Regions from separate parts of the Homo sapiens genome. Here region 2 is linked to region 1. The links are chromatin loops, found by intact Hi-C in ENCODE. Cell type or tissue: ascending aorta. All regions are shown on one strand. Each heading gives the region's core, and the rest is flanking DNA. Links, peaks and the distances in the headings are about the cores only.

Region 1 (8,314 bases), core at 2,916-5,415:
GAATTGGGGTGCACCTTTACATTTCTTCAGAGCCTTTGAGTTTCCATTGTCTGTCTGGCTGCTGTTGGGGTTGAACCACATGAACTGCCACATTGGCAAGTGTCAGATATTGAGAATTTCATACGGTTCACACTCACACAAGATTCTGTTCTTGTTTTGGTTTTTCATGCTTCTTGAGCTGCTTTATCTGTATAGGCAGATTTTGACTTTCTGAATAAATAATCTTGGATATCCAAGATCAGTCTCCTTTTATCCCTTGTGTCTCCACCCCTGTAGCCTCTGTAAACCAGGACTCATCCCCAGAGAGCTCAGGACATAAGGAAATCTTGCCCCTGGGCCCGCAGAGCTGCTGGTGATGACCAGGCGTGGGGATTCATAACTTGGACGATCCAAGCCAGACCAAAGCCTCGCCTATGGTTTTGGGATGGTGTTTATCACTTTTCCCTTGGTGAATATTTTCCTTCCTGCTTAAGTTTTGCTTGTGCCAAATTTGAAAATAACATCCCTCCTCTGAGCACGGGCTCTCTCTGTGAAGGTAAAGTGGATAGACGTGTGCCAGGGAAGAGCTGACCAGCCAGTTCAGGGTTAACTGCGCAGGAGCCCAGCGCCCGCTGGAAATCTGCAGATCAGCTTGTTTGGGGCTGCTCACGCTCTCACGTGAACTGGCTGGTGCTCGAATGCTGGTGGATCTCACCAACGACCAGAAATATCTGGATGTGCCTGCCTCGGAGCTTCCAGCCAATTCACAAGCACCTCTCAGCACCTTCTGATTTTGGCTTTGGGGCTTTTCAGTGGCTGCCTCTGAGAGACGCCTGTTCTATCTCCCATTGCTGAGTCTCATTTTATCAAGTCCCAGGCCTCCGTGGGACTGGCTGTCCAGCATTTGTATCAACCAAGCCTGGCTCTCCAAACCCACAATTTCACAGCACTTTCCTTTCTGCACTTTGCATCTCACCTTCAGCATGACCTGAGTCTTCGGCCTTAACGCTTGCCCTATTATGTGATCATGTGCACTTGGGAATTTCGGAAGAAAAAAATCAAGAGGCCTGGGAGGAAGGGCTGTTAGTGCTAAATGCCTTCCAGATGGTGATGTGAAATGGGAGATAAGATGCTGTCACCCATCTGGCCAACAGGACTGATGTGTTTGGCCTGCACCTTGGGGGCTGTTATCACCCTCCCGTGACAGCCTGGGCCACTCTGGTGTTTGTCCTTGCACAAGGGCTTAATTTGGCAGCTCCAGCCAATCTCTGAAATGAAATTTGCTATCAGTTCAGTGAGGGATCTGCCTAGCGGGACTCAAAAGCCCTGACCAGGGAATCAAAGGACAACAGCTGCTGACGGTGTCTCACTGCGGCCGGATCTGCAGGGCTGTCGGGCTGAATGTGAGCCCTGGAGCTGTGTGTGTGGCTGGAGACTGCAGCCGAATGGGCAGTGGGACCAGTTGTTGTTTGTGAGGACCTTAGCAAGGTGCTAACTCAGGGACAGCAAACTCTTCAGATCCATCGTCTCTGATCCATTGGTAATGGTTCTCTAGGGATCTGTGTTGCGATGGATTCTGAGGTCTTGTCTAGCTGGGCTTAGCAGGAAAGAACGCCTTGATCAATAAGTCATGGCTGTCTGCTGAAAGCGTGGTGGTTTATATGCTGTCAGCTCTGTCCTAAACAAAAAGAAATAGCAGGTTGAACTTAAATCAACATATCCTTCCTCTTCCAAAAATATAAACACTCTACATGAATTTGAATTCAGCTTCTTCGTTATTCCAATAAGGTTTGGAAAACACTGATTAACTCCTTAAATGGAAAAAGGCATCCCAGATGTTTAGCCCCAGGCTAGCTTTCCGCCAGAGGAAGACAGCAAGATAACTCTAGCAGGTGGAATGAGACTACAGAATGTGCGGACCCCATATCAGTGCCCTGCTCTCTCTGGGCTGGGTTTGGCAGCTGTCTGGAAGGTTCTGCAAAGGCCTGGGATTGGTCCTGGGCATTTGTTCAGGGCCCGACTTCCTGAGAACAATGTCTTTAAGAGGAGTCACTGCTGGTCACGGGAGGCTTGAACGCAGATGGGAGCTGACTGGGGTTGTTGGTGAGGAGCTGGCTGCCGGCTGCCCCTACCTGCTTACTCGCTTTGCTTGAGCAACATTGCCCTCTGGCAGCTCAGGGGGAGTTCAAGGGACCTTGACTAGGCTCCTGGAGGACCAGCTTCCGAATGCCGTGGAAAGTCAGGGAGGGCTTTACTCAGTGGAAGGACCTGATCAGAACTTGAGTTGGGTCATTCTGGTGGCTGTGGGGCCTTGGATCTGAGGGGACAAAACGGAAAGCAGGCACAGCAGGATAGCCCAGGAGTCCTGCTCAGAGAGGGCAGATTCCAGAAGGAGAAGGAGGTGACTCAGCAGGAAGGGGTGATGAGGGGCATGGGAATGAGAGAACTGGAAGTCAGTGCCAGGGCCTGGCGGGCTGATGGTGCCACTACCTTGCTGGGAAAATTGGGGGAGGAGGAGGAGGGTCAGGAGGGAAGAGGAGAAGTTCTGTTGGGCCCAGGAGGTGTCTGTGGGGGCCCATGTGTTAGCGCTTGGGCTTGGATGGTGAGTCACTGAGTGTTTCCTCGTGGGAGCCTGACCTCCTCGGCCCCTGGGTATGAGCCAACAGGCGGTGGAAGGAGGGGGGCGCCTTTCTTAAATGAGCTGTTGAGTCACACTTGTTTGATGCCTTTGGCTAACGGGACCCAGCCAGCGCAGGAAGGGTGTGGCCATGGCAGTTGGGACCAACAGAAGGAAGGGAGGAGGGAGCAGCCAGGTGGCCCCTCAGGAACAGGAGCAGCTGTGGGTGTTAAGGGCAGGCGGGGGAGCTTGGTGAGTGAGCCTTGGTTGTGCTGCCCCAGGGTGTTCTCAGAGATGGGGCAGGTGTAGCCTTGGGCATCTGCATCAGATCCCAGGGCTGTCAGCTGTCACAGAGCTGGCTTTGTTGTGATTAGCAGCGGGCCACAGATCTAAGGTAGCATCTCCCCCCCACCCGCCACTGTTTTCTAAGACAGAGATCCTTCCTTGCAGTTTGATAAACAGTACCCTTAAATCACAGAACCACAAACAATACCACCTTTCCACAATTTGCATTAAACTAAGTAAAATCTTGGTGGGATGTGTGTGGTGGAGGGGGGAGCACAGCAGTGTAATTTCTTGAGAAAGCGAAGTTAGACTAGTAGTTTGCGTTTGTAAGTGGTCCATTTGCCGATTATGAGTACATGTCAGCCTCCAAAGTGCAAAATAGCTCTCTTAAGGAGCTTAAATGCCTCTGGTAGTTTGCATTATTCATTTTGAGTCATTCTTTTACAAAATGATTAATTTTAGCCACTGCCCAAATTGTTGCAAATAATAGTTTGACAAAGGAGGCCAGTCACTCCATCTGTGAATCCACTTTGCTGTTTTGCTGGGTTTCCTCCAAGCACTTGTAATTTTTGTTCCCCCGTGGATTGGTCTGCTCTGGGCTTTCCTAGGTCGTTATTTCTTGGGCTCTGTTTTCCTCTGTGGAGCCCCGAGGGAGCAGGCAGCATGGGTTCCAGCCCTGGCTCTGCTCCCACACTTGGTTGCAGCCAGTTGGACACTTGGCGGTATCCCCTCTGCCTGCTGTGGGCGGCCTGGCCCAGGGTTGCGATCCTGCGGTGGATGTGGCAGATGTGGCCCCTGTCCTCGTGGAGCTCTGAGGCCAGGACGGTGAGGGGCTGGGAAGTGCCTGCTGGACCTGCAGAATCTGCTAAGCTGTGACCAGACTTATGGGCAAGACTGAGTCCTCTGTCCAGTGTACAGTGTGGGTGCCTATGGCAGCTGCCCTTCAGACCAGGGTGCTAGCCTGTCAGGTGGACCTCGAAGAGATGGAGTGAGCAGACATAGCAGCCCAGAGGCCCACGCACCCTGGACTCCTGCAATCTGGGAGCTCCCTGGAGGTGTTTACCCGCAGAGGGAAGCAGTGATCCCTCACTGCAAGGGCTGTGACGCCACAAACCCCAGCTACCACCTCAGGCTGGGTTTCAGGCCGTCTGTGCTGAGTCTTGTATTCCAGCCTGGCTACCCCAAGACACCTTCAGCCTGGCCAGTCCCACTGTGGACCAGAGCAGGGATGGCTGGAGAGGCTGGGAGGGTACCACCCTGAAAGCTGTTCCCAGGCTTTAGTCTGTGGAGGCCGTTGCTAGCCTTGCTTTTTGCCAGTGGGGAAAATCAGAACCTCTTCTGCACTGCAAGCCTGTGCCTTTTGGCTTTTGTGGGGAGTGGTCTCCAGTGCTACCCCCGGAGGCCCCGCACGCTGTGGTTCCCTGGCTGTCCAGCAGGGGGCACTCGTTCCCTACTCGAGGGCCACACTCCGTCTCTGAAACTCATTCCTCCCCCAGGACACGGGTGGCCCAACTGGTCCCGGGGCAGGTTCCCGAATTTCCCATCATCCTTTTCCCCTGGATTTTTCTCAGCCTTGGGATTTGCGGGCAAAGCCTGGGGAATTTGTAAAGTTGTATTTTAGTTCTCACCTTGTAGAGTTTCATTGCCTATCACAAACGAATAGAAATCATCATAAAAAAAATCCTCTCCTCTAAACAAAAATCAAACGAGAAAACTCACATAGCGTGTCCTGGACACCTGAGCTGCCTCTGTTAAAGAAACCCGGTTCTACAGAAGCTTAAGGAGGGAGGAGCTTAAGGGCCTGGCCTGGGAGCCACTTCGTTGCAGCCACAGGCCCTGCTGTGCAGAAGTGGAGGCCTGGATGGGGAAGCCGGGGAGCCAAGTGCTGGGGTTTAAAGAGTCCATTCCATGTGTGGGCGGGTGGGTTGGGTGGGGTGAATGGGGCCTGATGAATGTGCCATTAATGAGCCCAGCACCATGTGGAATAATTCCCTCATTGTGTCCCCAGCATCTCCCCAGCTGCTGCCCATGCGGGTCTTCCTCCCTCGGCTGCAGAACACATAGTTTCGCCATCTGCCCCAGCTGGTGACAGAGTAGAAGCTTCCACTCCCTCCTGCCCAGATCCGGCCAAGGACCTCAGCAGGTATTGCGCAAGTCCCCCTCCACAGCACCTGCCCCCGGAGAGCAGGGGCCTGGTGGTCTCTGCCCCCTAGGTCTTGGGGTGAGCCGCATTTAGGATGGTAACAAGGTGGTGACCATTTGGCCCCGTGAGACCATGTCTCTGACCCTTTGGGCCATAGCCGATCTCAGGTTTACCCTTGCCCACCTGCTCCTCATGTCACAGTGGGAAGCATGGTGTGGGCGAGTGCGTTAGGGTTCTGCACAGAAACAGAGCCAATAGGATGGATAGATGGATGGATGATCTATATGTGTATGTATTTATATGTATATATATATGCAGAGAGAGGGATTTATTTTAAGGGATTGGCTCATGTGATTGTGGGGGCTAGCAAGTCTGAAATAATGCAGGGCAGGCTGGAGAGTAGGGAAGAGTTGTTGTAGCAGAGCCCCAAGGCCATCTGCTGGCAGAATTCCCTTTTCCTTGGGGAAGGTCAATCCTTTTCCTTTAAGGCCTTCAACTGATGGGATGAGGTCCACCCACATTATAGGAGGTAATCAGCTTTACTCAAAATCTACTGATTTCAATATTAATCTCATGTAAAAAATATCTCCACAGTGAAATTGAGACAGGTTGGATCAAATATCTGGGTTCAATGGGCCAGCCAAGTTGACACATAAAGTTAATGATTAGAGCAAGTATTTGGAACTCCTGTTTCCATGCAAGCAGTTGGTTTTGATTATAAATCATTAAAGCCTCCTAAAGAGCATTCTTGGACAGTATTTTGTAGAGAGCCAAATGCATCTGGGTGTGCTGAGAACGGCAGGCCTCGGTCCTCAGGGAGCTCCTGCTGGCTGGGAAGCACACAGTGCTGAAAGCTAAGCCATGGTAGAGGGCAAGAATATAAGGGGTGCCCAAAGCGTAGACAACCAGCTGCCAAACCAGAGTGTCGGGAAGTAGTAGAGAAATCAGAGGAAGGGAACATCACCACATGCAGATGATATTCTAGAATACCGGGTAACAGTAGGGTGGGCCCAGAGCTGGACCAGAGTCTGCCTTATCTGGATGATGCCACCTAGACCATTAAACTCTTCTCTGTCCTGTATCTCCTGGCATCTACCTGCAGCTCTGTTGGTCCTGAGTCCCAGAGGGACTTTCCATCCTTCAGATTGTTGTTGGCAGAGCAGGAACATTTGTTCCACCCCTCTTGGATCCACCGCAGTGCCTGGTCTGCCATAATTCTTGGCCCAAGGACAAGGAAATGTATGGGAGGTCTGCTTTTCTGCTGGTGAGATAGCACAAGCAGAGGTTGGGGAGCAGGAACATCCCCAGCTGTTTGGGGAAACACCCTTGGTTTGCCTTGGACATAGTAGGTGCACAACCAAAATGTGTTGGAGAAAGAAATACAATTACTCTTCTCAAATATTCTGCCCTTCAGTTTCTTATAAAGGTAAACATAAATCCACAATATGACCCAGCAATCCCATTTTTAGATATTTACCTATGAACGATGAAAATATATGTCTACCTAAAAACTTGTATGCATGTATTCTTCATAATTGCCCCAAATTTGAAACAACCCAGATATCTATCCACTGGTGAAAGGATCAACAAATTGTGGTATATCTATGCCAAGGAATATTACTCACCCATAAAAAGGAACAAGCTATTGATTCATGCAACTAAATTGATGAATCGCAAATGCATTAGGCTAAGTGAGAAAGACTGGACTCAAAAGACTACATTCTACATGATTCAGTCTAGATGAGATTCTGGGAAAGGCAAAACAATAAGGAATGGAAAACAGATCAGTGGGCACTGGGGGCTGGGATTTGTATTGACTACAAATGAGCATGAAGAGATCTTTGTGGGGGGTGATGGAAATGTTCTGTAAAATTTGTGGAACTATATACTTAAAAAGAGTGAATTTTACTATTTTTTGGTATGTAAGTTATACCTCATTTTTTTTAAAAGAACTTATCCAAGGGCTAGAGTAGATTTTTGATGAAATCTAAAATAAAAATTTCAACCTTCAGACCTTTTGCTGATGCAGTGTTAGGGTCAGAGAGCATCTCTGGTGCCTCCTGGCACCAGCAGACACAAGTGGTACCCATTTGCTCTATGTCTTTCTTTCCTGAGGTCAGATGGGCTCACGGCTCTCAACCTGTCATAGAAGGCACACTGGGTGATCTCACCTTTAGCCCTGGAGCCCACTCTGTGTGGGTTGCTTCTGAATCTCATTCATTTACACATCTGAGCCATTCAGCAACATGAACTTGGGATTACTCTGGGCCAATCACTGTGCTAGGGACAGGACACAGAGGTCTGGAAGACAGGCACCGTCCTGCCCTCAAGGAGCATCCAGTGCTGGCAGATAGACATGGAGCAATGAGTTACTAGGGGAGAAGTGCAGCACCCTGGATGGATGCGACCCACAACCTCACTTAGTCTGGGTAGCTGAGGATGGCTTCCCAGGGAATCGACTGAGAGCTTAGGCTGAGTGGGTTTATGTGTGGGCTGGGCCGGAGGTTGCTGAAGATACAGAAGAGAATAGATATTGTTGGGGAGAAACAGCATGTGCATGGACCCTGAGGTCCATCTCAAAAAAAAAAAGTTATCAATATATTGATACATCTTTATTATAATAACTAAAGTCTATAGTTGCTGTGGTTTGAGTATTTGTTGCCTCCAAAATTCATGCTGAAACTTAACCCCCAATCTGGCAGTATTGAGAGGTGAGGCCTTTAAGAGGTGATTGGGTTATGTGGCTCTGCACTCATGAATGGGTTAATCCATTCATGAATTAATGGATTGCTGGGATATCATGGGAGTGGGACTGGTGGCTTTATAAGAAGAGGAAGAAAGACCCGAGCTAGCTTACTCAGCCCCCTCGTTATAGGATACCCTGAACCACCTCTGTACTCTGCAGAGTCCCCACCAGCAAGAAGGCCCTCACCAGATGCTGCCCCTTGACCTTTGACTTCTCAGACTCCATAACTGTAAGAAAACAACTACTTTTCTTTATAAGTTATCTAGTTTCAGGTATTCTGCTATAAGCAACAGAAAATGAACTAATACAATAGTTGATTCACGTTTTCTTAGTTTTTCCCTAATGTCCTTTTTCTGTTCCAGGATCCCATCCAGGAAACCACATTTCCATTTTGTTTCTGTAGGTGCCTCTTGGCTGTGGCTGTTTCTTCTTAGACTTGTCTTGTTTCTGATGACCTTGACAGTTCTAAGGAGTTCTGGTTGGGTATTTAGTAGGATGCCCCACTATTGGAATTTGTCTGATGCTTTTCTCATGATTGGACTGG
Region 2 (7,735 bases), core at 3,560-6,059, 140 kb after region 1:
GACAAGCAGCCCTCACACCCAGGAGAAGGCAGTGTGCTCACCTCTGTTTCCCGGCATCCCTTGGCTCAGCCGATGACACTGATGTTTGTGAGAGTAGTTGAGTTCATGGACCTTGCGCCATATTTTCCAAAGTCTGTGGCTCCATTTTGGGATCACGGTCTGAACTCTTGACTCTGGCCAGCTCTTTCCAGACGTGTCACCCAAGCCACGAGGGGGATCGAGGGAGGAAGCGAGGGTGGCTTGGGTCAGATCTCCACTGCTCCTGTTGAATAAGCAAGTCCAGCTCCCACTGCCTGCCTTAGGCTGAGTCATTGGCAGCCATCCTCCCCCCTTGGAAAGGGCAGCACGTAGTTGGCAATATTCTGGACACGGGCTCCCACCCATGCTTCCTGCATGCACCCTGACCCATGGGGTCTCCTGGGATTGTTGGAGACAGCGTGGTGAAGTTGACACTGCATGACACAGAGCAGCTGTGGTCACAAATGTCTCTTGGCTGGCTGGCTTTCTGGGATGACTGTCTTTAAGCTGCGAATATGTGACTCAAATTTTGTTTCACTTCCTGGCTTAACACGATGAGTCCATGGTGTTTATCTATGTGGTCATGGATTCATTAATGAATATTGCTGAGCACCTGCATGATGGCTTGTGCCAGGGTCATAGCAGTAAACACATGCCGTATCTGTCTTGCAGAGGATACACAAGTAAACAGGCAGCCACAAGACACTCCAGAAGGAGTTTTAAGGGGAAAATCCCAGGACGGGCAGGGGTAAAGCCACTGGCCCAGCATCCCCAGAGAAAGCGGCAATGAAGTTTATTCTGAAGAATGAGTAGGAGCTTAGCAAGGGGAAAGGCGAGGAGGAGAGCATTTGGGAGAGGGAGCAGTGCATGCAAGAGATGAAAGCAGCAGTTGGCAGGTCCAGGTGCAGGCTGCTGAGAAGGGCTGGAGTGGGGACCGTTGAGGGACCAGGCTGCAGAAATATGCAGGAGCTGGTTAGCCGTGCTAAGGAGTTTGGGCTTTCCCCCAAGAGCAATGGGGAAACACTGGAGGATTCTCAGCAGGAGAGAGACAAGACCAAATTTGCATTTTGTGGGAGGCAGGCCTCCGAGCAGAGCAGGGCCGGAGGCTGGGAGACTTTGGCAGTGACTGGAGGGAGATCACAGGGGCTTAGACGAAGGCTATAGCAAGAACAGCAAAGAGAGATGGACAAATTCGAAAGATCTAGGCAAGTGATGAGATGTAACAACACTCAGCATGCTGGCTTGGGCAACTGCAGGCTGGTGGTGCCATTTCCTGAAATGAGAATCCGAGTGAGCAGGGTAGGATTTGGGGTAGATGCTAGGTTTAGTTTTTGGACACACTGAGAATGGGACCTGTATGACCTCTAAAGAAAAATGTTGGTGAGTTCACATCCCAGAAATGAGCAGAACCCTCTATTCTTTTCTCCCAGCAGATATTTACTGAGTGTCTACTATATGCTAGATAATGTTTTAGACACTGAATAAGGTGTCATTCAGGCAGCCAATTATGGCCTGAAATATCTCCTCGGTAAGGCCTACCCACAAACTGAACACAGCAATCACATTATGAGCCAGCTATCAGAAAGCCTACAGTTTTTCAGATCGGCAAATGGTGACCTGAGGAAACTCTTCCAAAGGGCGAGATATGATTAGCTTGATCAATGGGTGCTTTAAGGACATTTATGCTAGAATAATGCATGTTGTAGTTGGAGAAAAATGTCAGTATTAACTCCTGGATTTTATATTTGCATTTTCCCTTGAGGTTATGCATTTCACAAATCCAGAAGTTTTTCTTTGAGAATTTCAAGAACAAGGACATCCAAAGTGGGGAAGCAGGTGAGTTTGTGTTATCCATGGATTAAGCCAGAATGTTGCTGATTTCAGGGGCATCTTGTGGTCTTTATGGAAGGAGACCAGTCCATAAACCAGGGCGCTAGTGTATAAGTTGCAATTCTCATCCACTTCCCAGCGTCTAAGAAATAATAGGTGCCCGGTAAATATTTGTCAAATGTGCAGTGAGTGAAGTCAAGCTTGGTAAACACATTTTCATATGCTCCTCGCCATGATAAAGACAAATGTGTTGATGTCAATAAATAGCCCACACCTGTAATCCCAGCAGGAAGGCCCAGGCGAGTGAATCACTTGAGGTCAGGAGTTCAAGACCAGCCTCGCCAACATGGTGAAACCCCGTCTCTACTAAAAATACAAAAACTAGCTAGTTGTAGTGGCATGCACATGTAATCCCAGCTACTCAGGAGGCTGACGCAGGAGAATCACTTGAACCCAGGAGGAGGAGGTTGCAGTGAGCCAAGACTGCACCACTGCACTCCAGCCTGGGTGACAGAGCAAGACTCCATCTCAAAAAAAAAAAAAGTAGTCTTTGTATTGAAAGACTAAACAGAGTGCAGCAAGCATAAAGCAGCTGTTCTTTGTCTCTTTGGGCTCTAACCAGTCATGACTTGGACGTTCACAGCTGCACTTGTTCAAGAGGACTTTTCTGAGGCAGGATCAAGAATCAGGATAGGTCCTTTTTTGCTAGAAAAAGGTTCATTGAGCCTCATGAGGAGGCAGCTTCTTAAAGTGGATTTTTTTTTTTTTTTTTTTTTTTTGGATAAAGCCTACTGCATGGTGTGACTGCCTGAGATCAGAGCCAGACTCCTTTCCAAAGAAAGGCTAATAAATTCTTTTCTCTCCTTCAACTCTGAACAGGAGAAGTAGTCTGAGACCATCTCCTGGCATGAGAGAAAGAGCTCTGGATTGATTAGTGATGGCTGCCATGCATTGGCCATCCTGAAAGTGGAAATTGACATCCAGTGAGTGAATATGCTGTATCCACAATTCCGCTCCTGCCTATAATCACCCTGATGGGCTGAGACTTTTTCTAACTCAGCATAACCAGACCACCTAAGGCAATGTAATATTTGAGATGCAAACCCCCCGGAACCCCAGCACTAAACAATATCATAACATGGGTGAATAACAATAATAATAGCAGGAAGAAGAATCAGGTACCCAAGGTCACACCGTGAAACTAATGGCAAAATCAAGAAATACGTAGATGGGGCTAGTGACCCTTCAGGTCCTGTCTGGCACTCAGATTGAGGGTTCTAGGCACCTCTCCTCCCCCCAGCTCTGTACTAACAACACAGGAGCTGAGCCATGCAGAGTCCTCTCCCCATGGCCTCTTGAGCCTCACCTGGCCTGGCATCCTTGGTTTCGCCATCTGCCCTCCTCTATCAAAAAGCCTCTTCTTTTAGTGATCACTGATTTTATCCTCAGGTTAGATGCCCCTGAAGAAAGTCTTCTACAGTTTGCAAAGAGCCTTCTTTATATTGTCAAAGAGGGTCATGAGAATCCTACCCTCGTTGGTGGGCCTGCTATTGCCTTTCAGATGGGTCATGCTTTGTATTCATAGCCCAGTAGTTCTCAACAGGGAACTGGGGGGTGATTTGGCTTCATTGCGGACACTTGGCAATGTCTGGAAAGATTTTTGGTTGTCACCGCTGGGGAGGGAGTGCTACTGGCATGTAGTAGGTAGATGCCAGGGCTGCTACTGGGGATCCACAGTGCACGGGACAGCACCCCAACAGGCACGTATCTGGCCCAAAATGTTTACAGTGCCGGGGCTGAGAAACACTGTCATAGGGGAAGCCAGAATGAGGCCCCCCAAGAGTGCCCCAGACAATGTCCTCGTTCCATGAAGCTTTTCCTCATTCCCCACATTGGAGGGCAGCACAAGTGCCTCTGAAGTCCTACAGCTGTTAGCCGACAGCTGTCCTGGACACGTGACATGTCCTGGGTGACCCTGTAAGACTGGTTTGGTGTCCCCCTCAAAGCCACTAAGCCCCCGAGGCCCACACTTCACTGCTTCCTTTCTGAGATGCCTGGGGAGGCTGCTTGCCTGCTTCATGTGCTTAATGATCCACCGAGCAAAGGAGCTGGGGGAGAGGAAGCTGATGCATCTTTGGGTGGGGACGTTACTGATGTGTTTGCTCAGCATCATTTTCTGTCCTCAGATGTGATTCTCGAGTGCCTGGGCTTCAAATGGGAGCTCCATCAGCCCCAGCTTTTTCAGTCTGAGACCTTGGCCAAGCTCTACCTGAAAGCCCTGGCGCAGGGCACCACACACCCCCTGAGGGAGCTGGAGGAGCTTCTGCGAGGTACTTCCTCCCTGGCACCCAGTGCTGGAGCCCCAGTGCCCTCTAGCTTGACGGTCCCAGCTTGGAACATGGTTATCTGTTTTGAGACCACGGTCACTCTAGCAGTCAAGAGTAAGGCTCCACAGTGTTATCTCATCCCATGACAGCCTCAGTTTCCTCAAGTGTAAAATGGGGATAATAGTTCTTAGGATGCGGCTTTGAAGAGTAGAGGAGGTACTAGGTGTGAGGTTCTAGAACAAGGCCTGGCACACAGCAAGCTCTCAGTACATGCCAGTTATTATCTTTGTAATAACCCGAGTCTTGTCTGGCCAGCCCAGACATAGAGACTCTACCTACTTCTTTGAAAAGAAAAAATAGGCTATGTGGAATTTTCTGAAGAGCTTTCTGGAAGGAAGGTGGAATTCTGATATCTGTGGCTTGTTTGGCCCTAAGTATGCTGGTTTGAGGCCCACATGTGTGCATCTATTTTGTTGTTGTCTTTGCTTTTCTTTCCTCTTCTCTTCTCGTCTCTCTTCCACCTTATTCCAGAAAGAATGTAGGCCACTTCTTTCTTTGTCTCCTTTTCCAGTCCTGACCACCCCAGCCTCCTCTCACCTGGTCTCTAAGTCGTCTCCATCTGCACTGCCAGCTGCTGCTTTGGGCTACAGGTTGGCATCCCCTCGGGCTGACTCATAAGCAGGTGCCACGGAAAATTCGAGGCCCCCAAAGCCAGCCAGCATACCAGTCATGACGGACTTTCTATTTCCAAGACATGACAGCAAAGCCCTGTTATTCTAGAGCCAGACAGGCAGCCGGAGCCCCCAGTCACTCCCCCTCCCTGAGCCTGAGCCTGGAGGGAGAGCCCCACTGCCTGCGGGAATCTGACTCAGCCCTTCCCCGCTGTGCAGGCAGTGAGAGCCAGCTGGGCTCCTGCAGAACTGCAACAAGCTTGGTGCTGGCTCATGAGCCTCTGTGCTCTTCTGAAGCCTTTGTCCCAGTGTCTTCAAGGGCCAGACTGGGCTCTTCCATCTCCCCTGTACCCAAGTCAAAACATTCATCAGGCCATCAGTGAAAGGCTCTGGTGAGCCAGACAGTGAGTTCATGGAAAAGCAGGAGAATTTGGAAGTGGAAATGGAGTCATTAACGTTACGGTCTTTAACATGTCTAGAATGGGTCCCTAAAATGAAAACATTTAGCCCTGCTAAGACAGCCACTCTGATCCAAGCCTCCCTGCTAGAGGCTACGCCTGGCTGAGAGACAAGAGGGAAGGTGCAGAGATGAAATCCCAGTGCCCTGGACTGTCACAACTCCAGGGTCTCCTCGCAAGTTCCATGGACCGATCAAGCCATGGGATTCACGTCTTTCAATAGGAACAGTCACAGTCCTTCATGTGCCTTTAAAAGCGAAAATATCTCACAATGGTGGTTTGCATACCTGTCTCACGGTTATCACTTTCATGTTCTCAATATCATCTGTGTTGCTATCCTGGAACTTCTGGCCAGACCCTGGATTGCTGGACTCTGCAGAGATGCACAGGCTCTCCAGCTGCTTGATTTCCTTCCATGGAGACTGGAGGAGCAGCTGTCCTGGAGAGGACGTGTTTATTCTCTAGCGTGGAATCCAAGGAGGAAGTGGCCCACTTACTAAAAACAAACTAACCACCTTGGCTTTGGAGAACTTTGGGGAAGAGTATGAACAAATTATTGATATCTTATCCAATTTTGGGGTTTTACTCAACCTGGAGGGAATACTGAATTCCTATCTTTCACTTACTCTGACATAACTGATTCCCTCCCTCCCTCCCTCTCTTCCTTCTTTTCTTCCTTCCTTCCTATGTGGAATGCTTAGCTTATGCCAGGCATTGTGCTAGGAGCTTACCATCTGAGGGGACAGACAAGCCCAAAATGCTGGGAAAGCATGACAAATATTGTGACACATTGTAATATTAACTGCCACCTCCTGCATGCCTACTGTGTGCCAGGCACTCACATGCATCCTCCCATTTACTCCCTGCCACGGGGTGGATGGCAGGCTGGCGTGAGCAGATGGGAGGCCGTGTAGTCATACTGGAGAAGAATGTGACCCAGAGTGGAACAAGCCTGGTGCTTAGTAGGTTCTCAGTGAGTATTTACTCAGTGAGAGCCAGCACAGAGCCAGGTGACGGATGACAGCGAGGGGAGATGGAGGGGAAAGGATCCTTTGCTCTCTCTTTCTTTATAGTTGCACAGGATGATGGGCTTTTTGGCTCTGGCTCACATCATTTTTCATTATCTGGAACCTTGAGCTCCCTGGTGATGGAATCCATGTGCTGCGTTCATTCAGCTGATATTTACTAGCACCAGTGTGTGTGAGCCTGGGATGGGCCCAGTGGGTGGAGCGGCAAGTGAACCACCTCAGCTGAGCTGCTTGGGGGAAAAGCACAACAGGGACACAGAGTAGTAAATAGAAGGTCGTGGTCAAATTAGTCTCTGAAGAAGAATAAAATCAGTTAGCAGGGGAGTGGGGTGCTACCTTACATTTGGGGTCAGGAAAGCCCTCTCGGGGGGAGGGACATGTGAGAAGACCCCCGATGAGGAAGGGAGGGCGGAAGCCCCACACCATCCCGAGGAGCATGCCGGTGAGGGGCTAGGTGGGGGCATGATGGGCAGAGCGGTGGGCAGGGGTTGCAGGCCATGTGGGAATTGGGGCTGCTAGTGGGGCCTTGGCTTTTGTGCCAAGGGTGTGGGGCACCTCTGGAGACCTGAGAGCAGTGCCACTCTGTAGCTCACATTCGAGGATGACTGAGTGGATGGCATTGGCTAGCAATGAATTGGGCTACCTTTTCCCTTCCTCCTGGAAATCCTTGGTGGCAGGGGTCCCCAGAGTGGAGCTCTCTGGGGCAGAGTGACAATAGCCACCACAGGGACACCTCAGTCCCATGTTCACCCTGCAGCAGGTGGCACTCCCACTGCCTGCCTGCACTGCTCCAGGTGCTCGGGTTACAGAAATGACTGAGGTTCAGTCTGCCCTTAAACTGCTCAAAGCCTAATAAGAGAAAGGATGGGGGAGGTCATAAATATGTAAAATGCAGTGTGAGCATCAGTTTCTCGGTTTTGACCATGCACAGGGCTATGTAGGATCGTTGGGGGAAGTTAGGCGAGGGATACGTGGGAACTCTGCACTCTTTTTGCAACTTCTTATGAGTCTTAAACTATTTCAAAGTAAATAAGTATTTAAAAATGCGTCTATAGGCCGGGCGCGGTGGTTCACATTTGTAATCCCAGCACTTTGGGAGGCTGAGGCTGGCAGATCACCTGAGGTCAGGAGTTCGAGACCAGCCTGGCCAACATGGTGAAACTCCATTTCTACTAAAAATGTAAAACTAGCCAGGCATGGTGGAGCATGCCTATAATCCCAGCTACTTGGGAGGCTGAGGCAGGAGAATAGCTTGAACCCAGAAGGCAGAGGTTGCAGTGAGCCTAGACAGTGCCACTGCATTCTAGCCTGGGCGACAAGAGTGAAACTCCATCTCACACACAAAAATTAATTAATTAATTAATTAATTACATCTATGAAACAAATAAAATATAGTGTGATAC

Evidence for each region. A loop is a pair of places that touch in the nucleus more often than their neighbours do. Peaks named below come from ENCODE experiments on the same cell type or tissue, not always from the same donor. Only the 100,000 strongest peaks of a DNase experiment are listed, where the experiment ranks them.
Region 2: a loop joins it to region 1, with 2.6 times the contacts of the local background. A loop is called at or near these places in 7 of 110 quality-filtered maps.

What each region holds. Positions count from the first base shown.
Region 1 is chr10:122,138,683-122,146,996 of GRCh38, forward strand. TACC2 (transforming acidic coiled-coil containing protein 2) reads left to right here. Exons shown (of 23, transcript NM_206862.4): 7 at 4,890-5,024. It overlaps LOC124902518 (a long non-coding RNA gene), which reads right to left. Exons shown (of 2, transcript XR_007062323.1): 2 at 7,622-8,314. Among named protein-coding and RNA genes, the nearest start is that of BTBD16, 130 kb to the right of the region's middle. RefSeq lists enhancers at 2,472-2,766, 2,492-2,786. In ascending aorta, for the core only: a CTCF peak has its summit at 4,284 (motif pointing right); DNase peaks (open chromatin) are centred at 3,569, 4,122 and 4,341; H3K4me3 peaks cover 488 bases; H3K27ac peaks cover 2,067 bases.
Region 2 is chr10:122,282,071-122,289,805 of GRCh38, forward strand. BTBD16 (BTB domain containing 16) reads left to right here. Exons shown (of 16, transcript NM_144587.5): 4 at 1,781-1,854; 5 at 4,035-4,178. Among named protein-coding and RNA genes, the nearest start is that of BTBD16, 15 kb to the left of the region's middle. In ascending aorta, for the core only: no CTCF peak of the experiment used is centred there; a DNase peak (open chromatin) is centred at 4,971; H3K27ac peaks cover 2,500 bases.